Linked DNA regions of Homo sapiens: region 2 is linked to region 1. Evidence: read pairs that join two places in POLR2A ChIA-PET (ENCODE). Cell type or tissue: endothelial cell of umbilical vein. All regions are shown on one strand. Links, peaks and the distances in the headings refer to the core of each region. The heading gives the core; the rest is flanking DNA.

What was found. Peaks named below come from ENCODE experiments on the same cell type or tissue, not always from the same donor. Only the 100,000 strongest peaks of a DNase experiment are listed, where the experiment ranks them.
Region 2: POLR2A ChIA-PET joins it to region 1 with 10 read pairs; 2 of 35 experiments call an interaction of 5 or more read pairs at or near these places.

Annotation. Positions count from the first base shown.
Region 1 is chr4:124,349,431-124,352,361 of GRCh38, reverse strand. No RefSeq gene overlaps it. Among named protein-coding and RNA genes, the nearest start is that of LINC02516, 210 kb to the left of the region's middle. In endothelial cell of umbilical vein, for the core only: no CTCF peak of the experiment used is centred there; no DNase peak of the experiment used is centred there.
Region 2 is chr4:124,432,328-124,435,258 of GRCh38, reverse strand. No RefSeq gene overlaps it. Among named protein-coding and RNA genes, the nearest start is that of LINC02516, 120 kb to the left of the region's middle. In endothelial cell of umbilical vein, for the core only: no CTCF peak of the experiment used is centred there; DNase peaks (open chromatin) are centred at 1,618 and 2,488; H3K27ac peaks cover 2,457 bases.

The DNA of each region.
Region 1 (2,931 bases), core at 137-2,636:
CACACATGCCTATTATCTGCACTAAAATACACCAATAATATTTTAGACCATTCATGGCTAAAGGAAACAGTCAATGAAACAATAAAGTTGTGCTAAAAAGAAAAAAATTCACCCTGCTTTGTGTTTTACATTTAAATTTAAGCTTGTTAAAATTAAATAAATTTTAAAATTCTGTTCTTTACCATATTTGCAACATGAACTTAATAGCCATATGTGGCTACTGGGCTTTTATTGGATGGTATAGTTCTGAATTGTATACTCCTTACTCTAATTGCTATTATCTATTTATCTATCTCCCCCATACACATGTATCTATACACACATACGTACATGCAAATGTATATACACATATGTGCTCTTCCACCGTTTATCAATATCTTAATTTCATTAAGCATTATCAAACATTTCATGAGGTCGCTTTCATTTTATTTCAAGTCTTTAATTACAAGCATCTACAGACAGAATCATTTTTGGAATAGGAAGAACAAAACAATATAAGAAACGGAGTATGTCAGATTAACTGATAGGGTTCTTCAGATGTTGGTACATTGGTTTTTTAAATCAGGACATATCAAGTTTTTTTATACAGTCATATCAAGTTTCTATGGGAACTACATTTTGAGCCTGAATACATATTATTCTCAAATTTAAAAATCTTGCACATTTCTTATCCAAACAAGCAATGGATTCAGAACTAAATAGGCTCATTAAAACCATTCTATGCCTGTTTCCAGGCGTGGTGGATTAGAGCAATTGCAGCATTATTTGGTATTATTGTCAGAATAAACTGAAAACTACTCTCATGTCTCTACTTAACAACTCAGTGCTCTTAGTTTTATGTAATTAAATGCATGTTTAGTAATTAAGTAAGGTCTGGGCTCAGTGGCTCATGCCTGTAATCTCAAGTACTTTGGGAGGCTGAGGGAGAAAGATCACTTGAGGCCACAAGTTTGAGACCAGTCTAGGCAACATAGTGAAACCCTATCTTTACAAAAAGAAAAAAAAAAAATTAGCTAAGCATAGTGGCACATGCCTGTAGTTCTAGCTCCCTGGGAGACTGACGAAGGCAGATCCCTTAAGCTGAGGATTTCTAGGCTGCAGTGAGCTATCATCACCCCGATGCACTCCAGCCTATGTAACACAACAAGACCTTGTCAAAAAAAAAAAAAAAAAAAAAAGGAATTAAGCAGGACCACTCATCATTTATCAGTAAATAACTTTCCTGAAAGGAGGATGTGAAGCCATATATGTGCAATGTAGATGCCCACACACTATATGTGGGATATTGATACGGAAATTCCAAGATTGATGTTTCAGAGCTCTGTTCATCCGGATTCTTAGTCACAACGGAAGGCAACCCTGACTAGTTCAAGTAGAAAAGGAATTTATTAGAGAAGTATTGGGTAGCTCTCAACATTTCTGAAAAGTTGCAGAGACCAGGCTTGGGAGCGATTAAACCAGAAACCCAACCAAACCCATGCCAGAGAACTGATCTGGTGAGTTCAGCACGGACACTGTTGCTGGCACAGACAGGGCAGCTTTTCCCATGAGCCACAAACATTGACTGCTGTCCCTAAAGCAACTGTCACTGCCCCTGCCCTTGCCAGAATGAATTCTGCCTAGTCCAGCTTCCTAGTTCAACTGGCCTTTGAGTCAAAGTCTAGGATGGGTATGTCCGATAGGTTGCCAGTTTAGCTGCAAGAGATACAGATTTTCAGACTCAGTTCTGGGGTGCGGAGCCCAGTTTCATAATGTAGGGGAGTTCCCTAATACGGGAAGGAGGTTTAGATAGAAAGAAAGTAAAGAGAGAGAAAGAAAGAAGATAAAAAGAAAGACGAAAAGAGAAATCAAGAAAAGAAAGACATTTTTCATCACAGTGCCCTTTTTAAAAGATAAAAGAAAAGCTATTCCCTTAACCTTTATATCAGGATGATATGGCATAATGGTTTGAGATCCTAATGTCTCAAAATGAACTTACTCATGTCAAGTGTATTGAGTAAGGTTGTTTACTCCTCAAAGAAATAAACATGTGTAATGGACTGAGGTGATAACACCTGTTATTGCCCAGTACCACCAGAAACCTGAAATGAACCAATAGAAATTGAATTCAAGATGTGGCTGAGATGATGAGAATAGGCACATCTGCGGAGGGCCAGGCAAGCAGCAAGAATCTGACTTGTCCAAGACGCATTTAGACTCTGCTCATAAGAACTCTGATGCCTTCTCCCTACTTGGAGTCAGCAACCAGAGGCTCTGGCCAGAGAGAAGCAGTGACTTCCCAGCTGATTAGTGTCTGGAAGACTTTTGGACCCACTGAACCCCTCTGTCAGCATGCTGGTCTTCCAAGCCATCATTGTGGTTTGTTGCCCCCTTTTAAATTACTGCCTGTGTATTGAATATTAATTGCATGATTGACACTGTGTGAAAGTCTCCCAACAAACTGTGAATTTGAACATACCTAATTGGCTATTGAGTCATTGTGAAGCCTCTCAACTTTGGTAGGAGTTAGCACAAACCTAGCACAACATAGAAACATTTTGCACCACCAACTTTCTTGGATGTACAGTGTTCAAATATCAGATCTTGGAAGAAGGTGACTAAATTAGCCTCAGAGAACCTATTACTTCCACTGATGAGGCTTTTCCTTTACAGGAAATGGTCTACATTTTATCAAATCTATTTTTTTTAATTTTCTAAAGTAAACATAAATACCTTTCATTATATAGAAGTGTATCTACTTAAAAATATATAATTATTTAAATTTGTTCCTAGGCTTCTCTTGAATTAAGTTATTATGCATATGCCTTTTGTTAATATTTCAAAGAGGCAGTTTGGTTTCATGGAACAAAAAACTCAAGTCAGAAAGACCCACTCTTTATTGGCCAGATATATGACATGAACGGCAATTCTGTCAACTACAATGGGGGAAAT
Region 2 (2,931 bases), core at 144-2,643, 83 kb before region 1:
AAGAAGTAATTGCTTTTAAAGATAAAATAATTGGAGGCTGGTTTTGTTGTCAAATTACTCAGAACTTTGTTGGTGCTTCTAAGGATCAGAGCTTAGCAATGTTTTTGAACCTTTGCTCTTTCCCTATACCTTCAAAATGTTGTTCAGGACTTTCTATTCTAAATGCTCTGAGGAAAGTACTGTTGCTCCCCTTAAGGATCAAATGTAGAAAAAACCTGAGTGGCTGGTGACAAACTTCTACATCCCCACAACTATAAAAATTAACATGTGGCAGTAGGTTATACTTTATTACTTATCTTTCTGAATAATTGTTTTAAAATATTATTTAATGGTGGTCTTTTGTTTTATTTAGGAGTTTATTTTTGTATCCTAACATAGTAAACAGTAGCACATATAAATACACATAGAGTTACAGGGCGTAGGAGAGAATCAGACTTTATTGTCAACTAATGACTATACACTTGGTATGCATTATTTTATAATTCAAAACAATACTTTAATGTGGGTATTCATATCTGTATTTACAGGAGAGGAACGTGATATTCAGAAATTAAGTTTACATAGTTACTAAGGAACAGATACAGGGTTTGAAGTTCATTTTATCTCCAGAGTGATTAATCTTCCAAATATACCCTTTTTGATCCCATAGTGTTTGGAAGATATGATCTTCCAACCAACTTGGGAATGACTGAAACCCTTAAAGGCATCTTGGCAAATGACTCTTCAGCAAAACAAGTCTTATGACCAAGAACTTATTGAGGGCCAGAATATATTGTTAAAGCTAAAATAATTAACAAGTTCTTATGTATATTTAGCCTAATTTCATCTCTGCCAGTTCCCGTCTATCATTTGAGGTCATACACAACAATAACTCTTCTAGTTAATTGCCTTTCAACTAATTGAAGAGAGCTAGTTTTCTCTTCTTTAGGTTAAGTATCTACAATTCATTTTAAATAATTTCTTAGCAAATAAACTGCCAATCAATTATTATCTATATCTGATAGAAATTCTGATAGGAACTCTGAGAGGAACTCAGAGACAATTTTAATGTTAAACATTTAATGTCCATTTCACTGATGAAACAACTGAAACCCCGATCAACTAAGTAAATTTTAAATTAAAATTAGGCTACCTTTTCTCTAAGAATAAGAGTCTATTCTTGATTTATTTGGGTATATTACATGGCAAATTGAAGATCAGTGAATTCACATAGTGAAGATCAGTGAATGCCTTCTGAATAAAAGTTTTTATTAATAACCACGACAGACACTTTGAAATCAGTTATTATAATTCTAGATTATGTTTTCCCACTATTTCCTAGGGCTGCTGTAACAAATTTCTACAAACTTGGAGGGCTTAAAACAACAGAAATCCCTTCTCTCACAGTTCTAGAGTCTCGAGGTCATAAATCAAGGTGTAGGCAGAATCATACCCCCTCCTAAACTTCCAGGGTAGGATCCTTCCTCGCTTCTTCCACATTCTGGTGGCCGCGGGTGTTCCTGGGCTTGCAGATACAGCACTTCAATCTCGGGCTGCATCATCACTGATGTTCTCCCCTCGCGTGTCTGTCTCTGTGTCTCTTCACTATGACATCAGTCATATTGGATAAGGGCCCACTCTACTTTAGTATGACCTCATCGAACTAATTATATCTGCAGCAACCCTATTTCCAAATAAGGTCACATTCTGAGGTACCAGAGTTAGGACTTCAATATATTTGGAGTGGAGTGGAGGCCACAATTCAACCCTCAGTCAAAAGTTAATTTAGGATGTGGAATATGTAAGGAGGGAGACTAAGTCTGTTTCTCCAAATCATTTCTAGATTTCATAGACCATCATTTATTTAACTTGTAATGTAGAAAATTCAAACATCATGAAGGGCTCTTTACCTGAAGTACACTGTACCTTCTTCGATAGCTAAGTTTTAGAAAGTCTGAGCACTTCCTGAAACTCAATTAAGCGTGTCTGTGTGTCTGTGTATGTGTGTCTGTGTGTATGTGTGTCTGTGTGTATGTGTGTCTGTGTGTATGTGTGTCTGTGTGTATGTGTGCATTCTCATGAGACAGCATTTTTAGCTTTCGTCAGAGTCAAGTGGTCCACCACTCTCCCAAATAGGAGAATCTAAAATAGACAAATCAAGACAGCTCTAGGTAATATAATGAATTTTGGCAAGGACAGATCCCCATTACTTACCCATTAATTTTCCAGTTTTAACTTTCTGTTATAGGGGACTATGTTCCTTAAAACTTTTAATTTCAGTGCACATCTAGAGCCTGTGATTTCTTTCATTCTATGCTTTGTAACTTTTTAACCACTTTTCCTTTTTTCATGATATCTGTCTCATTATTCATTCATTTCCTCATAGTCATAAGCTCAGCTTTGCAAATAATAGTTAGATTTGTGATAATCAAACCTATAATGGAATTTAATACTTGACACTGAGCCAGTGTTATGTTTCATTCATCAAATATTTGGTTGGGCTTATTATGTTCCGTCTAGACATTGTACCGGGAAATAGAGATAGAAAAGATTTTTTTTTAATACTGTTCCTTTGACCTCGGGAACTCATAATTCATCCAGCATTTAAAACACTTTATGGTACATATGAATCATCTGGGAATCACGGTGAAATGCAAATTCTGATTCAGTAGGTGAAGAGGGAGAATTCTGAGATTCTAGGCATCCAATTAGTTACCAGATGGTGCCTATGCTGTTGGTCTACAGGCTGTATTTTATATAGCAGGGTTTGGTACAATCTTTCTCAACCAGACCTGGAAGAGAAGTAGGTTCTAATGTCCTAATAATATATTTTCTGTAATGAATTAATTTTATTTCAGTATGCCTAGAATGGTGTGTGATATGTACCATCCTTAAGAGAACTGTGAAAATAGTCGTTAAATCATGTTTTGTTTCTTCTGTGCTTGGGTTGAA